2 separate regions of the Mus musculus genome follow, and region 1 is linked to region 2. Evidence: chromatin loops called from intact Hi-C (ENCODE). Cell type or tissue: left cerebral cortex. All regions are shown on one strand. Each heading gives the region's core, and the rest is flanking DNA. Links, peaks and the distances in the headings are about the cores only.

What was found. Hi-C counts contacts between places; a loop is a spot of excess contacts. Peaks named below come from ENCODE experiments on the same cell type or tissue, not always from the same donor. Only the 100,000 strongest peaks of a DNase experiment are listed, where the experiment ranks them.
Region 1: it touches region 2 in a loop (7-fold over the local background); 14 of 42 quality-filtered maps call a loop at or near these places.

What each region holds. Positions count from the first base shown.
Region 1 is chr5:90,650,641-90,663,357 of GRCm38, reverse strand. No RefSeq gene overlaps it. Among named protein-coding and RNA genes, the nearest start is that of Rassf6, 16 kb to the right of the region's middle. In left cerebral cortex, for the core only: a CTCF peak has its summit at 10,449 (motif pointing right); DNase peaks (open chromatin) are centred at 6,632 and 10,438.
Region 2 is chr5:90,196,464-90,209,180 of GRCm38, reverse strand. It overlaps Gm35936 (a long non-coding RNA gene), which reads right to left. Exons shown (of 3, transcript XR_389324.1): 3 at 8,821-8,849. Among named protein-coding and RNA genes, the nearest start is that of Gm35936, 9.5 kb to the right of the region's middle. In left cerebral cortex, for the core only: a CTCF peak has its summit at 5,860 (motif pointing left); a DNase peak (open chromatin) is centred at 5,833.

The DNA.
Region 1 (12,717 bases), core at 2,915-10,914, 450 kb before region 2:
GGTGAGCACTTTCCTGGCCTTGCATGAGGCCATCAGTTGAAATCTAGCTTGGGGGAGGGGATCATTTGAAACTAGAAGGTAACATTCTGTCTAAGCATGCATCAAGATGGCTGTGCCTCAAGGAGGAGGGTAGTCATTGGGGGAGGGTGTCTTCTACAAAATGTTCGGTTTGGTGCTCTCGGCATTTCAGTTTGGGTGTTTTTACACAATTGGGTGGAGATGGAGGAAGAAAGGAGGCAATACACTTCTTAGAATCAGTTATAGTCTCATCGAAAGGCAGGCTCACTCAGAGCATGGTCCAAGAACCAGAATCCTGGGGATCTAAACCCTACCAGACTCTTGGGGATCTAATGCTGAAAGTGCAGGGCCTCAGGCCCCAGCCCAGAGCTGCAGGGAAATGACCGCAAGAAAGGACAGGTGACTGCCAGACAGACAGCACCGGTGACCACCCGCACTGCTGGAGTCTGAGAAGAGTGACAGAGCAACCGGTCTCTGCCTCAGCTGCACTTGGGACTTTTTGAAGTTTTGAAAAGTCCCAGGGTGCAGTTCAAGGCCAGACGTTAGATCTGTTTAGCTGGAGCTGGAGCATCGAGGTTCTTGACGGTTTTGCAGATGGTTAGAGTATTTTGGTAAGGCTGAGAGCTGCAGGCTTAGTGCGCTGGCACTTCCAGCTTCTTTGTGCTTCTGGCTGGCACTCAGAAGCCTATGGAGTCCTGGTTAGACTTGAAGCCAATTCCTTATAACAGGTACAGGGTATTTGACAGTGTGCTGAGAAGGAAGCGCTCTGCACTGTGTAGTGGACATTTCCTTCCAAATGTATGTATGTATGCGTTTATATCCCTTTTATGTTGTGCCTTAAATATTTACCATGCACTGTGCAAGACAATCATATCCATTATATCTAAGCATCCCACATGTTCTACTAAGCTGTTTTATCCCTAGGGCCCCACAGCTTGTTACTGGGCATTCTTTTTGGAACTTTATTTGGAAGCTGGAACTGAGAAAAGTTAACGCTGTACTCTCAAGGCAGCCCATCGGAAGGACAGGGTTGCCAGGATGTCGGTCTCATCCTCAGTGCTGGCAATGTGGGCTTGCTCAGCAGGAGTTGACGATCCTTTAACCAGTAACCTTCTGTTACTGAGTTGTTTGATGTAACAGAAGCATGTCTGTTGTCTCCAAAACTAAAGCATCTCCCTGACCTAGCTCGTCTGTGCATGGTAATTGTCCCCGAGAAGAATGCCCAGTAGCCAGCTTTCCTGTCCTTACTTAGCCCACTTCAGAACGGCATCCCCTTTGCCAGCACCGATGCTTCCTTTTGAACAAGTATCACAAGGTGAGCCACAGTGTATGCTTCTGGTACTGTGGTGTGGTGCTTTGCAGTTTAAGACTGCCACCTAGTCCTCAGGTCAACGAGAAGAGGCTGTCTACGGCTCATAAAAACGATGATGAGGGATGAGAATATCAGCCTCCAGACATAGTGGGCAGAACACAAATGCCCAAGCCACTAAAAGAGATACCTTGAAGGCTCTGACAGGTGCCCAATTAACACACACACATCTTGTTCCAAGAACAACAAGCCCGTTCATTCGGCCCTCATGGTAACTCTACACGGACCGTCTTACTGATTTCATTTTACAAATGGGGAAGCTGAGGCTGCTTAAGCTACCTGCAGAAGTTTACTGTTAGTAATTTGTGAACTAAGGATTCTGGGGCCTCAGCCAAATCTAGCCCGACACTGCCACCTATAGGTAAGATGAGGTATCACTGTTTACTAAACCTAACAGGGATACAGACCATTCAAAAGTCAAAGTCCTGACTGGAACCAGATTCTCTGCATTCCCCTCCACGTCACAACACCCGTTTTTCATTTAAGGAAATACCTGTGATTAGTGACCGTGGAGTCGGAGAGTTCTGACCTGTTCTTGTCTCAGGAGGTCAGCGGGCACATTCTCATGTTTTCCCAATAAGTCTTGTCAATTTACTCTGCTCAACCTGAGTCAAGATTTGTGAATATGATTGGAGATTCTAAAGGAGGATACTTTCTAGCTTGGGTGTGCATGAGGAAGCATGTAAGCCAGATGGCCGCAAGGGAAGCATCTTGCGACTGTGATGTCATAGCTAGGGATGAGGACAAGGCCAGAATGAAGGTCTTGCTCAAACTTGTCTGATGTTGAGTCTTCCTTTGGTTTTCGGCTTAGGTACCCCCAAGCCTCCTTTGTTGCTGAATTCCCATTGGGTTTTAAGAAACCAAACTTTCTTAGCCTTTGTGTCTGTTCCACTGTACTGTAAGTCACTTCAGGTGAAGAATTTGTTTTTCAAGCTACGGTGAGTGAAGGTCTCACTGCGGAGCTCTTCCTGCAGAGGAAGAGGCAGAGTTGTCTCTAGGTGAGCACAGTGTTCAGATAACTCTTCCACAGAGCATCCAGATGTCACCATCGGGAGAGGGTAGGTGAGGAAAGATGCTGGTGCTGAGTCAGCCCGGGACCTCTCACCCATTTGCATAACTGCATGAAATCCAGTTTATGTCAAATTCAAGGAAAAACCAGCTTTGTTTCCTGCATGTTTGGTGGAAATGCAGTCATGGCTGGTACTAAGAACAGGAAATCGCATTGAGAAATAAAACATGAGCAAACCGATTGTTCTTACTTTGTGCGAAACCATTCCTCCCATGACTCTTCACAAGAATTCAGGAAATTAGCCGGGCACAGTTGGTACATGCATGCCTGCAATCCCTGTACTTGTGAGCATAAGAATTTGACACCAGCCTAAGCTAGATGGGAAAGCCTGCATTTGTAAGATATAAGATATAAGATAAGATATAAAGACTCAGGAAATCCTGTGTAGTGTGACTCAGTCTTCCATGCTGGCCTTGCTTACCAAGGATGGCAGAATTTGGCTCCCTAGATGTTGGAGTGACACATCCCCCAGAGATAACTATCGTAAGGACCCCCTTTAGGCATGTTTCCTTTTGTGTCCACCAATCCTTCTGCTCACTCCAAGATGCTGGGCTCAAGTCTTCTCACTAGTAGGAAGCCTACAAGTATCAAGTGTCCTTCCATGGGACAGAAAGATGGCTCTGTGGATAAACCCTTTGCCCCACAAATGTGTGGACTGGAGTGCAGGTGCACGTCTTCAGCACCAAGGCAAGTGTAGGTTTCATGTGGTGGCATGCCTGTACTCCAAGGAGACAGAGACATTCCATCTTCTAGCTAGACAAACAAGCAAAATCGGTCTGCTCTGGGTTTAGGAAGAGACCCCATCCCAAGATATAAAGTGAAGAGCAACTGATGGAGACATCTGACGTCACCCTCTGGCTTTTACATGCATGTACATACACCACATGTGAGTTCACATTCCTGCAAGCACATGCCGGAGCATGCACAGCTCAGCTCAGCAGATAAAGGTGGCTGCCACAGAGCCTGATGACCTGAGTTGGAGCTCTGGGACCCATATGGTGAAAGGAGAGAGCTGGCTGGCTCTTCCGAGTTGTTCTTAGACCTCTACAGGTACAGCACATGAGCACACCCCTTCACAGCACACACACAAATATTTAAAAGAAAATATAAGTATTATAGACAAACAGAAACTGGATTATCATATACTTCATGAACAATTCTATTATAATATCACTTATCATGAGAACGAATTTACATATTTGAATATGTATTAGCTATATATTTAGGGAAGAGGAAGGTTGCCAAGTACTTACCAAAACTCTTGCTACCGTGTTTACTGTCTGAAGTATATTGGAAATTAAGAACAGATTTTGTTTAACTTAATAAAGTTAACCTGGAAGAAATAGATTATTTTAAACGACAATTTCCCTTGGTACTTATTTGAGGGAAAAAATTGTTTTGTTCTCCAATTAGTTTATTTGTATCAAGTTGAAATCAATAGTAGACTTGCAGTCAAGGATCTCTGAAGGATCATACCTGAGATTGGATACATAGTGTGCATAAAGAGCAATTAAGAGCATCCCGGGGGAGGGGCCGGTTGTTGAAGCTGGAGTGCTCAGGAGGAGCACGGGAGAGGGACGGGGGGGGGGGGGGGGGGGGGGTAGAGGAAGCTAAGAAAGCAGGATTGCTCCGGATTGGATGTTGTCAGGACGGTGCACTGGTGTTCACAGATCTCTCAATTCTTATCTGAACCAAGGAAGATGAAAGTTTAATGAAACATGTCATCAGAGTCACGGATGAGCAGCCACACTGCCTAATCAGGATGGAGGTGGGCTGTTCATCTCTGTAGCTGAGCACGCACACTTCGCGGGTTCAGACTCGGCTGCGGGTCCTTCCTTGGTCATGATCCATCCTGGTTCTGTCTGATACGAGTGTTTTATGAAACTGTCTGTTTCAGAAGAGAACATGAGCAGCAGCTATCTCTTTCTCAAAATCACATCTTTAAGTGTCCAAACACAGAAAGCAAATGTATTCACTAGGCAAAGATAAGGTCCCCAAAGCCTTAATAGGTATTTAGAAATTAAGGAGTAAGTAAGGAATTGATTTTTACCAAGTCAACAGAGGTTTTCGGTATGCAAGTTGATAAAGTTTCCCAATTTCTTCATTTAAATTTGGATAAAATTTTAGAGGTTTTAAAAATAAGATAACCATTTTTCCCTGCTTTTTAAAAAGCTTACAAATATCTTTCCGGCATATTGGTAGATACCTGTGATCTCAGCACTCAGAAAGCAGAGGCTAAGAAGATTCCTGTAAGTTCAGAGCCAGCCGAAGCTACATAAGGAGACTCTGTCTTAACAAACTAACAATACATTCCCTAATTTTTTTTTCATATATGGAATCAGAAATGTTCACAGAGTTTGGGTACGTGGGTGCATGCGTTCTGGATTATGCCTCAGCCAATCCGCATGGCCCTTTCTAAAAGCGAGCACAGAGGCTGAGCAAAGCGCCTACGCCCGCGCTCCCACGGCATGTAAGATGTGGAGCAGCTGCAATTCCGAGTCGTCCTTGGACATACAGGCAACACGAGGAGCTTGAGGCCAGCCTGAGCTACACGAGATCTTCCTATCTCAAAACAAAACAAAGCATAAGGTCAATTAAATCACTGCTCAGACAATAGCTGGCAGGTCTGGAAGCCGAGTGCCAGAGGTTGGTACTGCTGTACCAGCTGTGCATTGAATGTGACTCTGGCGGCCCAACTCCCAGGGTGCACTGCTCTCTGCTCACATCCCTGCTAAGGTCCGCCTCACTCAGGGAGAGTGGCCCTCACCAGGTTCTAGGACTCTTCCTCCCCAGAGGAAACTTAGGACAGAAGAATAAATAAGAAGAACCCCACCACCACCACAGAAGCTCAAAGGATGGCAGTCAGTATCTCTGTCCTTCGGTGGCATCTGCGGATGTCCCTTCTCTGTGGCTGGCACCTCTGATTCTCTAAGAGGCTTTTCTGGTATTGTGAACCAAAAGGCTGGGCCATAATTTCTGCAGCTGTCTATTCACCCAAACCAGGCAACAGAGCACCAAGAGGCACCAAAATGCATCGTATGAGTTGGGTCTTCTGGCATGGAATCCCAAGTAACATTATGTCCAGCCCAAAGATACACTGGGCATGAGGGAATCTGCACATGGCCGTGAAACCTATCCAGGAGTCACCAGCCTGATAGATATTAGAAAACCCCACTACCACTTAGAGGTAATACTGAGAATTCAGAGCCATTATCAGGTATATAGACACCTTGAAACCTGGCCCTTCATATGAAGCAGTGCCCACATCCAGATGAGTGCACAAATTCAACAGACAAAGGATGATGCATTAATGAGCCTGGTTAAAACTGGCCTGAAGGACACATGTGAAATTGGTGCTTTCTCTCCCACCAACTCTGGACTCTTCATGGTTAGAAATTAGTTCTAGGAGCTGGAAAGATGGTTCAGCAGTTAAGAGCACTGACTGTTCTTCCAGAGGTCCTGAGTTCAATTCCCAGCAACCACCTGGTGGCTCACAATCATCTGTAATGGGATCCGATGCCCCCTTCTGGTGTGTCTGAAAAGAATGAAGGTGTATTTGCATACATAAAATAAGTTAATAATCTCCCCATGGCCCAGCCAGCAAGAACAAGTCACCGTCATGAGCCAGACCATCTGACGTCAGAGGAAGCAGAGATACAGGGTGTTCAGTAGGGAATGTGTGTGTTGGCACAGCTGGACTAAATCCATACAATTCAATCCCGACCCGTGGAGCACTCGTGTCTTGACACACCCAACGTGCCTAATAGTTCTTGCTCGAGTGACTTAGAGTGTAGTCACTGACAAAGCAGATCAATGTGACAATCATGGACATCAGTTTAGGTTATAGTACCCCAGGAGGCAGAGGAGACTCTTGAAAAAGTCATGATTGTATATAAATTGCTCAATCCATTTGAGAGGGAATTCTTCTTTGACGAGACTGGGAATGAGCGCTCTCACCAGATCAGTAGTTCCATATGGGTGAATTAAGGTCAGGCTTATTCGCTCTAGCAAGCGCAGTGATTATAATGGGCAAAATTATCCCCTGGTTGCATTTGTAAAATGCAACCATCCGCCAGTCTCATTTGCTTGCTTCAGGAGCCAAGCCATGAAATATAAGCAGTACCATTTTCTTGATCTATGAGACTGGTGCTAATTGTCACTGCCTATCCGTCAGGATACTGTGTGCTTCTGTACAGTGATTGAGCCTAGATAGGTAGCTGGCGAGGATGGTGTATATGCATCCACTGATAGCCTCCACTAGCACAGCTGTTACTCCATGCCAGAAAATGCATCTGCGACAGCCCTCAAGTACACGTATTCCAGTTATAAATCTGGAAACAAAGAAATGACTTCCAGGAGGGTCAGTCCGTGGGTTCACCAAACCAGGAAAAGTACTAAGACTTCCCATGGGATGCGCTCATCTGGCAAGGATCTCGGTCCCCCACTGGTGTGTTCTCAGCATTCCCGACTCCCTTTATAAACGTCAGAGAAGCTGAAGGGTAATTCACACATGACAAAAATCATCAAAACTGTGAGTGCCATTTGACAATATTTGACAAATAGTCACTAGAAATGCAGTTTGTGCCATTCATTCCCAGAGTTCTCTGGTGCTCCAGTCGACCCGTCCCCCTCCCCATCCTGAGCCTCTAGGAAGCATTTTTCTAATTCCCGTTGCTCCAGTTTTATGAATATAAGGATTCTTTGTGATTGAAATCTCGAATCATCAGTTGTCCCCGGTCTGGCTCCTTGAGCACAGAGTGACATTTTTGAAATGCATTCATGTTGACGCGTGAATGAATCGTCTCATAGAGCTCCTCGGTGTTCCGCCAGACCACACAGCTTACTCGGGTCTTCAGAGATGTCTGTGTGTTTGAATTGTTTCCATCTGGGCTCATTTACTGTGAATGAAGCTGCTGTGCGTGTTTTTTGCTAAAGTGCGTAAACAAGTTTGCATTTCCCTTTTTACAAGAAGAAAACTCAGCAGATTGGAATCTGAAATCCTCCTAGACTGGAAGCTCCTTGGACCCTTGAGGCCAAAGAGCTCCTATTTCATTCATTCACTCACTCCTTTGTGTTTGTTTGTTTGTTTGTTTGCTTGCTTGCTTTTTGACAGGATTTCTCTGTGAACCCCTGGATGTCCTGGAACTCACCACAAAGACCAGGCTGGACACAAACTCACGGAGATCCACCTGCCTCTGCCTCTTGAGTGAAGTGGTGGAATTAAAGGCCACTACTGCCTAGCCTAGAGCTACTCTTTCTGAGCCCCCTACAAAGGTCATATTGGGGTAACTAGGTATGTGGTTTGTTCTGTATGGCTTTTGTTTATACTATGGGGTAGTATAATCATTACCACTTCCCCTTTACTGTCAACAGTGTGGAGGAAGATGGAGCCATGGGAGGCTTTATAACTTCATAGGAGTTTGGAAGAGCCTCTTCTGCATGGCTGTAGCTTGAGAAGCCCTGATGTGTTATTTCTCTTGCCCCAAACAAGCTCTCTCCTACCATCCTCTTCTCTTTTTCTTCCTTCTTGTTATCATGGGGCAGTCAGCCATCTTGGTCTCTGAGTCTTGGGGGTGTTGCCAAGCCTGGACACCCCGTATCTAGAAGCTCTACATACCTAACACCTCTCTGCCTTGCTGTCAGGGAACCCTCCAGGGTGCCCTCAGGGAAGGAGCTGAAGCAGCTGTTCAGGGGCTCCGGGATTCACTGACCTTCCTGTTCCAGTGTAGACAGATGTCCTCTCTCATCTCTCAACACACCCGAAGCTCTGCTCTCTTTTTCTCCCCCTCCCACCTGATTCTTCTCAATACATTTATCTTTAGAGAAGCAGAAATCAGAATGACTGTACCTCTAATGACTTCTTCTTTCTAGATTTCCTGGGACAAAGGAGCACAAGAAATAGGAACCAATGAAGGGGAAGTCCAAAGAGGAGCTAAGTATCTCGATAAATTACACCATTGTCTTCGTACCTGGGAGACAACTTATCATGGTCATTTCAGAACTGCTGTCGGTGAAGACTAGAAGGGGGAGAGTGGGGTGAGGGGAGTTTGACAGAGGGAAAGAGGAATGGTGAATCATTGGCTAAATTCTCGGGGTGAAGCTGCAATGGTGAAGGCTCCTTCGAACAGTCATAAAATCCCGAAGGCTGGTAGATTCGAATCAAACTTAATGCCAACCTATGACCTTTGACCTCCACTTAACTCTTCTCATTTCCTAAAATAGCAACCGTGCCCCTGAACAGTGAAGGAGCCATGGCGGCAAGATGGCACCACCTCTGAGGGGACTGAGTTTTCTGTTTCCACTGAACTTGACGTGTCCTGGGTTTCTTTGTATAATACTTCCCTTCTGCATTGGTCCTTACACCCCTGCGTCAGCTTCCCCAGTCTCCCGTGTACAGGGCGTGTACCAACCTGATCACTGGCCCCTCCTTTACGTGTCAAGACAAAAGTGTGCATTGAGACCTTTCTGGGGACCGGCCACACTGATCCCACAGGGGGCTGTAGGTTTGTACTCCCTCCCCCAGCCCCTGCCCCAGCAATGGATAGTGTTCCCCTCTCCCTACCTCCTCAGCAGCATAAGCAGCCATTTGTTTTACTGATCTTGGCCATTGTGACTAAGGTAAGATGAAGTCTCAGAGTAGTTTTAGTTTGTATTTCCCTGCTACCTCAGGCTGTGGGACATTTCTTCACTTGTTTCTTCAACATTTATGTTTCATCGTTTGGGAAATCTCTGTTTAGTTGTATACTGCATGGTTAACTGGGTCGTTTGTTTTTGTGATCATGGGGATATATATATATATATATGTGTGTGTGTGTGTGTGTGTGTGTGTGTGTGTATACACGTATATACATATATATATACATATATGTGTGTGTATATGTATATGTGTGTATACACGTATATACATATATATACACGTATATGTGTGTGTGTGTGTATGTATATGTGTGTGTGTGTGTGTGTGTGTGTGGTGCTGGGGTTGGGTGTATACATATATATATCCTAGTACTAATCCTCTATCAGACGTGTAGTTGGTAATGGTTTTTTCCCATTTTAGAGTCTGCCGCTGTGCTCAAATGATGTTGTGCTTTGCAGCCTCGTGAGGTCCTATTTATTAGCTGTTAGTCTTAGTGTGCTCTCCATGTCCTGTGCAGAAATTCCTTTCCTGTGCCAATGAGTTCAACCTGTTTCCCACTTTCTTATAAAAGAGATTTGAGGGATCTGATCTTAAGTTGAGGTCCTTGATCCACTTGGAGTTGAGTTTTGTATAGGGTGATAGATATGGATCTATCTTCATCTTCTACATGGGGATATCCAGTCTGAAAAGCACCATTTGTTGAAGTTCCTGTCTTCTATCCAGTGTGTATCTTTGGCTTCTTTGTCAAAACCCAGATGGAATTATTTCTTCATTTCAGTTTCACCGAAACATGTGTCTGCTTTTCTGCTAACCCTATGCTGCTTTTTCCCCTATAGCTCTGCAGGAATCTCTGCTTGAATCTGTGCTGGCCAGAGCTCCAGTTCTTTTTCTACGTGGCATTTCTTTTTTAGATATCCTGAAATTTCTGTGTTTCCATATGACGTTAAAAATTGCATTTTCTTTTTATTTTTTCTCAATTTCTGTAAAGAATGGGGCTGGAATTTTGATAGGTGTTACAATGGGTCTGTAGATTGCTTTTGATGGGATGATCATTTTTGCAATATTAATACTACAGATCTCCAAACGTGAGGGACCTCTTCACCTTCTGGTATCGTCCTCAATTTTCTCAATATCTTAAAGCTTTTAGTACACAAATCTTCACCACCAGTCGTGTGAACAGTATTAACTGTGTCACCACAGCCTCGTGTGGGTCTCTTAGCCCAGCACCTCAGCTGTGCTATAGAACTGTTAGCTTGACTGAGTTCCTTTCCTGTCTAAGAGGGCACAGTTCTCAGGCAGTCAAAATGCCCAGGGAGCCTGCAAAAGAAGGGAGAAAAGAAATTTGGGTTGCCACTAGAGGGAGCTACAGTCTACGCCCTAAAATGTGACTGCCTGAGGCTGAGGCATCATATGGTATAAACTTATGTGGTAATGCTTGAATTTCATTAGAAAAAATATTTTTATTAGCTATTCTAATATGTCTATATATTTAATAATAATGCCTACAATTAAATGTATCAATTAAATAGTCAATACATGCTGTAATACATCAATAAAAGAAATGGCAGAGCATGCTGAAATAACAAGAGATGAAATTGGAGCAAAACCAAGCCTAAGCCACTCCAAGCAGAACCCAGGCTCGTTTTCAGTGACAGCATGTCACAGTTATAAGGTCACAGTGACCTGTCCATCTTGTCTCCTCAGAACCTAGAACCTTGCTTGCACGTAGTAGTCACCAAGGAGAATATCTGAAAGGATGAGACAGGATTCTTTTGCACATATGCTCTTATCTGGTTGAACAAGCAAATTCATCAACTATCCCTAATGTCAAACACCAGGAACTTTGATTACCCATAGCCCTTAGGGGTTTCCTGAATGAGCAACTTGAAAATCGGAATTCTGTGGTGCATCGGTGGGAACAGCACCTTCTTTTTTTTTTTAATTTATTTATTTTTAGTTATGTGTATATGTGTGCCTGCTTTTCTGCACATGCATCAAACACAGATACCCTGGAACTAGGGTTACAGATGGCTGTGGGCCACCAAGCTGCTCTTAGGAATGAGACCAAGGTCCTCTGGGAGAATAGCAAGTGCTATTAACAGCCAGGCTGGCCACCTCTCCAGCTATCAGCCCTGCATGTGTTGTAAGCGCCCTCGGTGTAGATCTAAGTCCCAGGAATACACATTCATCTCATGCCCGGCTCAGTCTTCTTCATTTTTGTCATATAGGAATTCCTAAATTAACAAAAATTCCTTCTTCCATGCAAATGTTGCATTGGTGTTACCACTGTGGAAGACTGAAGCTGCCGAAGCAAGGGCCTGGGATAGTGAGACCCTCTCCTTTCACACAGTTCCTCATGCTGTGGTGACCTCCCCCTAACCATAACATTATTTTTGTTGTTACTTCATAATGTTATTTTGATATTGTGTCATAATGTAAATGTGTTTTTTAAGAGGAGGAAGAGAAGGAATATGTTTGTGGGTATGTAGTTAGGTATGAGGAAAGGGGATGCCTCCGCTGGCCCATGCTGAGACATCCCTTCCCCCTGAGGGACCAGCCACATGATTGTATAATATAGAATAGAGTTTATTTGGGACATGGGGAGGGGAGCTAAGAGGGTAGTAGAGACAGAGAAAGGCAGAGACAGAGCAGAGAAATAGAGAGGTAGAGACTGGCCATGAGCACGTGGAGAGAGGGGGAAGAGGTGAGAGGACAGAGCAGTAGCAAGAAGGCAAGAGCAAGAGAGAGCAGAGGGGGCAAACAGCCCCTTTTATAGTGAGCCTGGCATACCTGGCTGTTGCCAGGCAACCGTGGGGCTCAGAGCTTAGACAAAATGCTAACAGTAAATATCTGTGGGTTTTGATCGTCTTAAGAGAGACCCTGTGGAAGGATCGTCCGACCTTCCCCAAAGAGGGACTCTTGTTGAGAGAACAGCTGGTAATCTTTAGGTTTGGCCAGTAGTAGGGTCCCTGGATTTGAGGACCAGCACCTGGACAAGGGGCCAGCAGTGAGGGTGAGGAGTGTTTTGTGTCAAGATATAGAAAAGAAGAGAGAGCATAAACAATCAGTCCCCATTCCAAATTCTAGTCCTATTCAGTGGGGACACCTGTGACTGTGTCAGCAACGTGAGCTCTCCAGTTCACTCTGGGCTTTCTGCTTCAGAAACTCTAGATGGAAGCCCGGTTCTCCATATTTTAGGACATCCTTGTCACACCGGCAACCTCTAAGTTTGAGAACCGTATGCAGTGCCCAAAGCCAGCTGAACCAGGAGAACTTGAAATTCCTGATCCTAAGTTCCTTTGTAGGTTACTGGTTGTACAGTCCCCATAAAGGTAGACCTCTCTTTCACAAATCAAGCAGGATCTTTGGCAAGAAGTCCCTCTTGGGAAATCCCAGAGACCATTAAACAGTTATTTAAATACTTTCTTGATTGCTTAGCAAGCTTCTTTTTCTGCTAAGAAAAAAAAAAAAAAACTCTAAGGAATTACAAGTTAGACATTGGAATTCTCCTGTGGCAGAATAGTAACTACTTAACTTGCTAAATGAGGGGCCTTTACTGGAAAGGGCTATTCATTATAACAGGGGTAGGGTCATGGGTTCACACACAGGACCAAACAGGGAGGG
Region 2 (12,717 bases), core at 2,534-10,533:
CGCCTTTAATCCCAGCACTTGGGAGGCAGAGGCAGGCAGATTTCTGAGTTTGAGGCCAGCCTGGGACTCTGTAGAGAGTGAGTTCCAGGACAGCCAGGGCTACACAGAGAAAAAAAAAAAAACAAAGACTGAAGACCTGTTTTGTTTTTTTGTTTTTTTTTTACTTTTCTTTTTTTTTTTTTTTTCCATTTTTTATTAGGTATTTTGCTCATTTACATTTGCAATGCTATACCAAAAGTCCCCCATAGCCACCCACCCCCTCTCCCCTACCCACCCACTCCCCTTTTATGGCCCTGGCATTCCCCTGTACTGGGGCATATAAAGTTTGCGTGTCCAATGGGCCTCTCTTTCCAGTGATGGCCGACTAGGCCATCTTTTGATGCATATGCAGCTAGAGTCAAGAGCTCCGGGGTACTGGTTAGTTCATAATGTTGTTCCACCTATAGGGTTGCAGATCCCTTTAGCTTCTTTGGTACTTTCTCTAGCTCCTTCATTGGGGGCCATGTGATCCATCCAATAGCCGACTGTGAGCATCCACTTCTATGTTTGCTAGGCCCAGGCATACTCTGACAAGAGACAGCTATATCAGGTTCCTTTCAGCATAATCTTGCTAGTGTATGCAATGGTGTCAGCATTTGGAAGCTGATTATGGGATGGATCCCCGGATATGGTAGTGTCTACATGGTTCATCCTTTTATCTCAGCTCCAAACTTTGTCTCTGTAACTCCTTCCAAGGGTGTTTTGTTCCCACTTCTAAGGAGGGGCATAGTGTTCACACTTCAGTCTTCATTTTTCTTGAGTTTCATGTGTTTAGGAAATTGTATCTTATATCTTGGGTATCTTAGGTTTTGGGCTAATATCCACTTATCAGTGAGTACATATTGTGTGAGTTCCTTTGTGAATGTGTTACCTCACTCAGGATGATGCCCTCCAGGTCCATCCATTTGGCTAGGAATTTCATAAATTCATTCTTTTTAATAGCTGAGTAGTACTCCATTGTGTAGATGTACCACATTTTCTGTATCCATTCCTCTGTTGAGGGGCATCTGGGTTCCTTCCAGCTTCTGGCTATTATAAATAAGGCTGCTATGAACATAGTGGAGCATGTGTCCTTCTTACCAGTTGGGGCATCTTCTGGATATATGCCCAGGAGAGGTATTGCTGGATCCTCCGGTAGTACTATATCCAGTTTTCTGAGGAACCGCCAGACTGATTTCCATAGTGGTTGTACAAGCCTGCAATCCCACCAACAATGGAGGAGTGTTCTAGCGATGGTCTATAACTCCAGGCTCAGAAAGCCTACTGTTGCATGCGGCTTTCTTTCTTTCTTTTTCTTTTTTCTTTTTCTTTTCTTTCTTTTTTTTTTTTTTTTGGTATTTTTGAGACAGGGTTTCTTTGTATAGCCCTGGCTGTCCTGGAACTCACTTTGTAGACCAGGTTGGCCTCGAACTCAGAAATCCGCCTGCCTCTGCCTCCTGAGTGCTGGGATTAAAGGCGTGCGCCACCACGCCCGGCTTCTGTGAACCTTCTTGACAGTGCTGCTGAGGTGAGTTCTTCAAGCTTGCCTTGCTCTTACGACTTATCCCTATGGTATTGGTCTTGTTTTAGAAAAGCAGGACTTCTGGGTGTTTGGGAACCAAACCATTGGTGGAAAAATAAAATAGAAGGAAAGTGTTCCAAGAAATCAACCAACTCCTTTTGTTTTATTGAAAGGGGGACGGGGACCCAAAGAGGTTTGTGTCTTTGCTGGATTTCAAAGGGCCAAAAATACTCTTTTAAACAGGTTACTATGGGAAAATGTTTAATTTTGGTGTTTTCCCATTCAGAGATTTCAAAGGCAAGCTTTATTCTGACTCCCTGCTAAGGCAATTACGATTGTTTTTGCCTCAGACAGAAACTGGGAAGGCAATCTTGATTTTTTTAAATTTGGTTTTAGTTTTCTCTTCTACACAAACTATATAATCTTAAAAACGTAACAGGAAGTGTATCTAAGCGTACTTCTTCTGTCGCCTTCGTGTCCCTGCATGTTCTGACTTTTGTACAAATAAAAACTTTAAGACATTTATTCTCATGATAACCTCATACTTTTTTTGTTTATTTGTTTTTGAATGTCTGAATAATGGATGCTTCTGAGCATGGGAATATTAAAAAACAGAATCTCCATAAAGTAGAATTTGTAGCTTACTCCATGTTGTTTAAAATCTACTCTGTGGCCTGGTGAGATGGCTCAGCAGGTAAAGGTTTGTCACCACGGTTGACCACTTACGGTCCTTCTCTAGAACCCACATGGCCAGGGAAAGCTCCCACCTCCACATGAGCACCGTGGCATGCATATGCCTCCCTCTTGTATACAACACATACATACACTGACAGACAGACACACACACACACACACATACACTAAATACTTGCATCAAAAATCTAATCCAAAAACAAACAAACAAACAAACAAACAAACAAACAAACAAACAAACTCTAATCCACCTCAGGGGTTGAGAGAAATTCTTTTCTGTCTACAATATCACAAATATATTATTCTTTTTCAGTGAGTTTACCTTCTATACCCTACCCTTGTGGCAACCACTGGGTGCTGCGTGCTGAGTGCTGAGTGCTAAGTACTTTCAGCTTCTCTGTTAAAGGCACCCCACATCAGCAGCATATTCCTTCCTCCCTTCACTTATTCTTTCTTCCCTCCTTTCTTCTCTCCTTCCTTTCTTTCTTTCTTCCTTTCTTCCTTCCTTCCTTCCTTCCTTCCTTCCTTCCTTTCTTTCTTTCTTTCTTTCTTTCTTTCTTTCTTTCTTTCTTTCTTTCTCAAGACAGGGTCTCTCTGTGTAGTCCTGGAACTCACTCACTCTGTACACCAGGCTGGCCTTGAACTCAGAAATCCACCTGCCTCTGCCTCCTAAGTGCTAGGATTAAAGGCGTGCGCCACCATGTCCGGCCCCTCCCTTCTTTCTCTCTTTCTGTGTCTCTGTATCTCTCTCTCTGTCTCTCTGTTTGTCTCTTTTTCCAGGGTCTCACTGTGCAGACATGGCTGGCCTGGAACTTGCTATATGGACTAAGCTGGCCTCAAACTCACAGAGCTCTTTCTTTCTCCCTGTCTCTGTACCATATGCCTTTGCATGTTCTTAATCCCCAGATTTCTCTGTCCTGGAGCAGATTTGCTGCCCTGTCTCTTCACTTAGTTCTTTGAGGTAAGTTTGACTTTATTATTATTATTATTATTATTATTATTATTATTATTATTATTATTAGTGTGTGTGTGTGTGTGTGTGTTGGCGGGGGCGGGGTTGGGAGCATAGTTCTGTCCTTCCACCTCTACGTGGTTTCCAAGGATCAACCTGAAGTGAGCAGGCTTGCCCTCAAAAGTGCTTTTAGCCTCTGAGCCATCTTGCTGGCCCTGGTCTAGTCCGTTATGGTTTTATCCAGATAGGCTGGATACTGTTCGGTGCCCCAGGGACTACCCTAGGTAGAAATCTCAAACATAACTGGACCATTCTGCCTCATATCTTTGAAATGGAATGTTGTGACAAACATTAAAGAAAATATCAAGAAAGCAAAAGGTGTGTGTGTGTGTGTGTGTATGTGTGTGTATGTGTGTGTGTATGTGTGTGCTTGTGTGTGTGTGCGTGCATGTGTATGTGTGTATGTGTGTGTGTACATGTATGTGCCTTTTGCTGTTCTTTATTTTTGAGAGTGCAATTTAATTGTATTTTCTGCTATTAATTGACAAGAGAAAACATCTGAACTTTAAACTGTAAACTTAGCTGGGGCATTTCTCAGAAATAGAAATCATAATTCTAGTTTTTCCTGTTTGAGTAAGTTTGAGTTTTAAAAGTTTAAAAACAAAAAACAAAAGTGAACCCCTAGCCTGTCATGATGGCACAGGCTTTTAAATCCCAGCATTTGAGAGGCAGAGGAAGACGAATCTCCGAGAGTTTGCGTCAGCCTCATCTACAAAGAGTTCCAGGACAGCCAGGGCTGTTACACAGAGAAACCCTGTCTGGAACGAGCTTCCCATGCCAAATAAACAACAAAATAAAAGGATTGAAAACTGGGGTCTGGATTTGAGAAATTTTTGTCTGGATTTTAACATTTTGGATTATGGGCCATTAACGATATATACAGATTCAGCAATAAGATCCTTTCCATTTCTACATTGTAAGAATTTGTAAATGTCAGTAGAAATGATGGAGAAGGTGATGAAATAGAAGTATACATGACAACACAGAGAGAAAAGATCAATGTACAGAGAGTGAGTTGTTTTGAGACATGTCCCTTTATGTAGCTCTGGCCGGTCTGGCACTAATGTGTAGCTCACACTGGCCTTGAACTTGCTTCAAGCAATGCACTTGAGCATCTCAAACTGGGATTAGAGGACTGTACCACATTTGGGGTGCTCAGCAACAATGTAAATGCAGCGTGGGGGCCCGACAGTGGCACATGCTTTAGTTGCGGTGCTTGGGGGCGGGGCAGGGCAGGTGGCTCTCTAGGAGTTCTTTCAAGGCCAACTTAGTCTACATAGTGAGTAGTGAGTTCTGTAACAGCAGCCAGGGCTACATAGTGGGACCCTGCCTCAGAGAGGGGGTGGGGGGAAGAGAGAGAGAGAGAGAGAGAGAGAGAGAGAGAGAGAGAGAGAGAGAGAGAGAGAGAGAGAGAGAGAGAACAAAAATTGACAAAAGTTGATTTTATACATTTAGTCCCAGGGCTAGGAGAGCAGAGGCAAGTGGGTTTCTGTGAGTTTAAAGTCAGCCTGTTCTGCATAGTATATCAAGTTCCAGGGCAGCCAGGGCTACATAGTGAGATCTTGTTTCAAAAAGAACAACAACCAATCAATAAATAGTAAGTAACCATAGCAAAAGCTAAGTCTTATACAATTATTAATAGGGATATTTTATTTTCCTATATTAAAATGTGTAGGATTCACTAGTCTCTATGACTTTCTGAATTTAAAAATGGATAAAGTCTATTTACCTTTGACAGAAAAGTATTTGTGCACACAGTTTGTCAATATACAGTTTTTGATGAAACTGGAACCTCTGTAATTATTCTCATTAACCAAGATCTTAGGCTGTGGGTGTGAGTCAAGTGCCCCCCCCCCCCACACACACACACTGTTAGTCAATCAACTAACTAAATTAGAAACAGCCTTGACTGGCCTCAAAACTCATAGAGATTCTTCTGCCCTGTCTCTCAGTGCTTGGATCAAAGGTGAGTACCGCCAGGTGTGGTGGTTTATGCCTTTAATCCCAGCACTTGGGAGGCAGAGGCAGGTGAATTTCTGAGTTCGAGGACAGCCAGGGCTACACAGAGAAACCCTGAAAAACCAAAACCAAGACAAAAGAAAACATGAGTACCGCCAAACCCAGCTTAGTTTATTTCTAGCAACTGTAGGTTTTAAAGAATATATATGGTCATTTAAAGATTTGTTTATTTTATGGATGTGAATACACTGTAGCTGTCTTCAGACCCACCAGAAGAGGGCATCAGATCTCATTACGGATGATTGTGAGCCACCATGTGGTTGCTGGGATTTGAACTCAGGACCTTTGGAAGGGCAGTCAGTGCTCTTAACCATTGAGCTATCTCTCTAGCCCATATGATCATTTAAATAGTAAAATAAAGATTAACCTAAAAAAGGGTATCACTGAGAACAGGACCTCATGTGAACAGTGAAAACAGAACAGATTTAGTCTTTAGCCTTTTGTTCTTTCGGCTTTGATGACTCTCACTGCTGAGAGAGTCTGGAAGCACACACAAAAAGTCGATGAGCTACAGGTAATTCTTGTAATTCTGGTACTTCAACCACCATGCAGGTTGTTTTAGACAGTTAGCCCAACACTGCCCTCTAGTGGCTAGTAGAAACACGCCAACAAGCATTTTACGGTTTTCAGTTAACAAAGGACATTTTTTTCCCCCTGTTATTTTCTTTTTTCCTTAATACACACAGATATTTCTTCTGGGTCTTATTATACCATACACTTTTAAATTATGATTTTTTTGTTCGTAGGAATTTTTAATTATTGACCAGCTGCTTTTTAAATCATATAGCTGTGAACTCTGAGAATTTAAATAAGTGATGTTAGATCCCCTGTTAGAGAGTGATAATAAATAAGGGACCAGAGGGTGGGAATGCATTGTGTCTAGCCAGTCTCTCTTATGCCAAGCTGAGCTGCCTTTTAAACTCAGCTGCTTGTGGCCCAGGAGGCCAAGGCTTTTATCCGCCATAGACGTGAGTTGTGGACTCAATTGTACCCAGGAAGCTTCCAGCAACTTCTTATACTCAACTCACTCTTGACTTTCTTTCCACAGTCATTATCTTGAGTAAACACAAGGCTTTGAACTTTAGGACTCTATTACTCCAGTTGGTGCTACAAGAACAAGATGTGTATATGATTAAAACATCATCCCGATCTTTTATTACAAAGGCTTGGCACACAGAAGAAGAGCTTTCTGGAAATGCACTCTTTGTCCCTACCTGGCAGTGACCGTAGCCAGGAGGATCTGATGTAACTTGTGGCCGGTGTATGGTGTGCAGTGTTCAAAGGGCATGGTCTTATTTCCATCAAGGCTGGCTGGAGTTATTGGAGCCCTGACGTTGCTGTCATTGCCGATAACCCAGTAGTAAAACTGTGTCCTTTCTGTTTACACTTTTCTCATCGTGTCTGTGAAGCCAGGACAGGTAAACACATGGGATTGTGGGACAGGGAAGCGCAGTGGGTATATGGACCATTTACACATCCCCTTGTTTGTCTTACTATGTTACCTTGAAAGCTTTCGCAGGGCTGGAGACACGCGGCTCAGTGATCAAGAGTACATGCAGAGGACTCAGGTTTGGTTTCTAGTACCTGTATGGCAGCTCACAACCATCCAAGTTATGGATGCATATGTGTAAATGCAGAATATAATAAAATAGATAAATGAGAGACAGAGGGAGGGGGGTTGGGGAAGGGGAGGGAGGGGAGGAGGAGGGAGAGGCAGAGGGGGAAGGGGAGGTGAGGGAGAGGGAGAGAGGGGAGGGGGAAGGAGAGGGGAGGGATAGGGAGAGGGGAAAGGGGAGGGGAGAGGGAGGGAGAGAGAGCGGGAAGAGAAGAGGAAGAGGAAGAGGAAGGGGGAGGAGGAGGGAGAGGGAGAAATCACTTTATTAATCAGTTTTCTAGTCTGCACAGAGGAAACAATTGGATTTTGAACTAACCCTTATGAGACACTCAGGCTTTGTCAGATGTAGAGGTAAGAGGTAGAGAACAGCCCAATTGTTATGCTTCCCGTGGGGAGAGCAATGTAAAAGGACCCAGTGTGAGCAAGGGGGCTCGATTCAGTTTTCTTCATCTCTTTTCTTCCTCCCCCACCCCACACCCGTTGAGGTTTCCATAAAGTTGATATTGGTAGGAAGGCAAAGCTATTGAGGGGATCTTGGGGTTTTAACAACTTGCAACTGGGCTAGAGAGGTAGCTCAGTGGTTAAGAGCACTTGCTGTTCTTCCAGAGGACCAGGGTTTGGTTCCCTCCATGCGGGTCTGGCGGCTCACAATTGCTTGTAACCCCAGCCTCAAAGGCACATTTTCTTGGTACCTGGAGGTACCATACATACATGTCATTCAGAGAGAGAGAGAGAGAGAGAGAGAGAGAGAGAGAGAGAGAGAGAGAGAGGAACAACAACAACAACAAAACCCCTGTTACTAAGCCAAGAGTGTGAGAGCAGCTGAGTCTCAGTGCTGGAGAGTTAGAAGCCGAAAACTCGCTTCCAGATAAGTGTAGCTCTTACTCCTCATCAAAGAAACTCCTTTTGCTGCAGGAGACCATTGCAGCGGTGAAAGCTGTTGTCGAACAGCTGACTGTGGTGTGCCCGTACCCGGTTAATCCATCTATAACCCAAACTCAGGAAACAGTGCAGAAGAGTTGGGGGAAAGATTGTAAGAAGCAGTGGTTCCCACTGGAAAGTCTGACGTTTGCAGGCATGGAAGGAGGACGGAGAGTTCAGGCTCTTTCTCAGCTACACAAGGAATCGGAGGCGACTTCCGGCTGCACGGGAATCTATGCTTAAAAAACCCAGCAAGGAAACAAACAACAAACCAAAAATGAGTGTATCCTGATCTGGGTGTGGTGGTTCATGCCTGCCTGTAATCTCAGGGCTCGGGAGGGGGTGCAGAAGGAGTGTGAATTTGAGTTCAGCCTATGCTATATAGTAAAACCTTGTATCAAAAAGACTGAAGGGATATACGCACGCCTTTAATCCCACCACTAGGGAGGCAGAGACAGGCGGATTTCTGAGTTCGAGGCCAGCCTGGTCTACAAAGTGAGTTCCAGGACAGCCAGGGCTATACAGAGAAACCCTGTCTCAAAAAGCCAAAAAAATACAAAAACAAAAACAAAACTTCACTGTGACATTTTCATGTACTTGGTGTGTTCTGATCACATTCACACTCTGGTCCCCTCTCTTGCTCTCTGAGCTCCAATCCGTTTTTCTCTAGTCATCACCTTTCTTTCCTACCTTAGATCCTGCTTACTGAATGTAAGAGGAAATGTGCTGTTTGTCCTTCTGACTCTGGTCCAGCTCCAGTTCCATCTGCTTGTTCACAAGTGGCTTCATTGTGTTCCTTGTGATTGTACATATAGACATCACGTTTCCTCTGTCTGGTCACCCACTGATGGACACGTGGGCTGTTTCTGCAATCTGACCGTTACGGGTAGTGTTGGGAGGAGCATGACTATACAGGTATCCCCATGACAAGTTGACGATGGTGCTTTGGGGTACAGGCCCATATGGGGTATGTTGTGTCTGGCCAGCTGCTCGAATGTCTGGGTTCTAGTCTGGAAAGGCATCTTGGAAACCTGGAAGAGAAGAGGGAGCTAGGAGGGCGAGAAAAAGATGTAGCTAAGACAGTCATTCTGATCAAAGCTCAATTTTTTATTTCCGACACTCAGTTATGAAGGAGGGGAAGGGGCCCGATTCACGCCAAATAATCCTGGAGTCCAGTAGCAGGGTGACCACGTGTATGGCTCCGGAAAAGCAAAGTGGCAGGCTCCAGCAGTGGGCGTGGCAGAACGATTGAGTGGCAAGCTCCACCCCAAAGTAAACAGTGAAACCTGAGCAAGCAGGTTTCAGGCTGGGGAGGGGAGGCTACAGGGTATACCTAGATCATATGGAAGATCCATTTCTAGCTCTTTGAAGAAATCCTGAACCACTTTTCATAATAGTTGTACTGATTTCCATTCTCACAGTAACCCCTGCCCCGTTGCCCTCTTTAACGTTTCCTTGCTGTTCCGTGACTGTCTTTGTCAGGGTTTCTATTCCTGCACAAACAACATGACCAAGAAGCAAGGGTTTATTCAGCTTACACTTCTACACTGCTGTTCATCACCAAAGGAAGTCAGGATTGGATCTCAAGTAGGTCAGGAAGCAGGAGCTGATGCAGAGGCCATAGAGGGATGTTCTTTACTGGTTTGCTTCCCCTGGCTTGCTCAGCCTGCTCTCTTATAGAATCCAAGATTACCAGCCCAGAGATGGTCCCACCCACAAGGAACCCTCCCCTCCTTGATCACTAATTGAGAAAATGCCTTATGGAGGCGCTTCCCCAACTGAAGCTCCTTTCTCTGTGATAACTCCAGCCTGTGTCAAGTTGACACATACAACCAGCCAGTACAATTGACCCCTTGTCAACTTGACACACAAACACATCACTAGTAAGCCTCAACCCTTAGTTTCTTATTCATCCCCAAGATCTAAATAACTTTAAAAATCCCACAGTCTTTACATATTAAAAGTTCAATCCCTTTAAAATGTCCAATATCCTTTAAAATTCAAAGTCTCTTAATTGTGGGCTCCACTAAAATACTTTCTTCCTTCAAGGGGGAAAAATATCAGGTCGCAGTCACAATCAAAAGCAAAAATCAAACCCCAACTGTCCAATGTCTGGGATCCAACTCACGATCTTCTGGGCTCCTCCAAGGGCTTGGGTCACTTCTCCAGCCCTGTCCTTTGTAGCACAGAGCTTGTCTTCTAGGCTCCAGCTGCCTGTAGTCCACTGCTGCTGCTGTTCTTGGTGGTCATCTCATGGTACTGGCATCTCCAAAATACTGCATGACCCCTTCAGTCCTGGGCCGTCAATTGCAACTGAGGCTGTACCTTCACTAATGGCCTTCCATGGCCTCTCACAGTGCCGAGCCTCAGCTGCTCTGCATGACCCCTTCATGCCTTCAAAACCAGTACCACCTGGGTGACTCTTACATATTACCAAGTCCTGCTGCAGCATGAGGTACAACTTTGGCTATCTCTGGAACACAGCCTCTTTGTGCTTTCAGAAAACACTTCCCAGAAGATGTCACCTCAATGATGCTGGTCTCTTCTTAATCACAGCTAATTTCTTAGCTCCAGCTAACCAGCATCAATAGTCCCAGTAATGCAAAGTTTTCACTTTAGTAGTTCTGGTATCTTGTTAATCACAGCTCATTCTTCAGCCCCAGCTAACCAGAACCACAGAATCTTCACAATCAAAATAGCAATGGCCCTGAAAAGAGTCTTTAAGTTTCCCTCTGAAATTACACAAGCCAGGCCTCCATCTTCTGCACTGTTCTCAACATTATCTTCCAAGTTCCTATACAACATCCCAAAGAGCTCTTAACACAAAATGGATCTTCTAGCCCAAAGTTCCAAAGTCCTTCCACAGTCCTCTGCAAAACATGGTCAGGTTGTTACAGGAATACCCCACTATGCTGGTACCAATTTGTCTTAGTCAGGGTTTCCATTCCTGCACGAACATCATGACCAAGAAGCAGTTGGGGAGGAAAAGGTTTATTCAGCTGACACTTTCCACATTGCTGTTGATCACCGAAGGATGTCAGGACTGGAACTCAAGCAAGCCAGTAAGTAATATCCCTCCATGGCCTCTGCATCAGCTCCTGCTTCCTGACCTGCTTGAGTTTCAGTCCTGACTTCCTTTGGTGATGAACAGCAATGTGGAAGTGTAAGCCCCAACTTGCTTCTTGGTCATAATGTTCATGCAGGAATAGAAACCCTGACTAAGACAGTGACAATGGCCATTCTGGCTGCGGTAAGAAAGCATCTTGTAGTTTTGTTTTGTTTTGTTTTGTTTCTTTGTTTGGTTTGGTTTGGTTTGGTTTTTTTTTTTTTTTTTTGGTTTTTCGAGACAGGGTTTCTCTGTGTGGCCCTGGCTGTCCTGGCACTCACTTTGTAGACCAGGTTGGCCTTGAACTCAGAAATCTGCCTGCCTCTGCCTCGCAAGTACTGGGATTAAAGGTGTGTGCCACCACGCCCGGCTTACATCTTGTAGTCTTAATTTGCATGGACACAACGTTGTACTTTTCTCTCTGTGGTTATTGATCATTTGGATTTCTCCCTGCTCACTTCATCTGTCCCTATATTGATTGGATTATTTGTTCTATTGCTATTTAAATCCTCTGTCTATTCTGGGTATTAGCCCCCTGGCTGGTGAGGAAATACTCTCTCCCATGCTGTGTGCTCTCTCTTACCGGTAGCTCTGACCAAGGTGTTAGAGCTGAAAAAAGACGACACACAGGTAGCTGGTGTGCCTTTGTTACCACTCATGTCCATGGGCCTATGGATAGGGGGAGAGGCCTTCTGGTGGCAGAAGGAAAGACTATCAAAAATAAAGAGGAAATCTTCTCCCCACTAAGGGCTCTACAAGGGTCTACAAAGCTGGCTGTCATTCGCTACTTGAGACACCAGAAAAGAAAGGACCCAGTTTCAAAAGTCAACGATAGGGCAGGTGAAGCAGCCAGCCATGCTGCCCTGTAGGTCAGACCTCTCTTGCCCCCGACTTCCCTGCATCTGGGGGATCCTATACTCCCTTACCACCCTAAGTATTCAAAAGATGACACAGTCTGAGCTAAGAATTTGCCCATGTCCCAGTGTGTTACAGATGGTGGAGAACAGCAGATAACAAACTCATTATGCCAGAAGACATGGGAGTACACATACTTCAGAAGATCTACTGCTCTCCCCGCATGGGTGTCCAGAGAATCCAGGATCTGATACAGCTGCCTAATGTCAGGATTAGAGATGCCAACTCGGGCTAGAAAGATGGCTCAGAGCACTGACTGCTCTTCTGAAGGTTCTGAGTTCAAATCCCAGCAACCACATGGTGGCTCAGAGCTATCCGTAATGAGATCTGATGCCCTCTTCTGGTGTGTCTACAGTGTACTTAGATATAATAATAAACACATCTTTAGGCTGGAGTGAGCAGGATTCACCAGAGCAAGCAGAGGTCCTGAATTCAAATTCCCAGCAACCACATGATGGCTCACAACCATCAGTACAGCTACACTGTACTCATATACATAAAATAAATAAATAATAAATAAATCTTAAAAAGAGAGAGATGCCAACTTGAAGATAGCTAATGTTGTCAAGAACCATGATGCCTGCCCGTGAGGGACAAGGCTAGGCCTGGAGTCTACTGAGAGACAGGCTTCACACAGTTAGAACAAGAAAACATTTAGATATAAATATTTACTGATGCTTGTAGATACCTTTTCGGGTTGGACTGACGCTTTCCCAACTGAGTATGAGACTGCTCAGATGATAACACAGAAACTGCTAAAAGAAATTCTCCTAAGGTACAGTTTTCCTAGGTTTATAGGGTCAGACAAAGGACCTACATGTGTGTCCCAGGTAAGTCAGGAATTAAATAATATTCTGTAGATTGATTGGAAACTTCATTGTGCTTACAGACCCCAG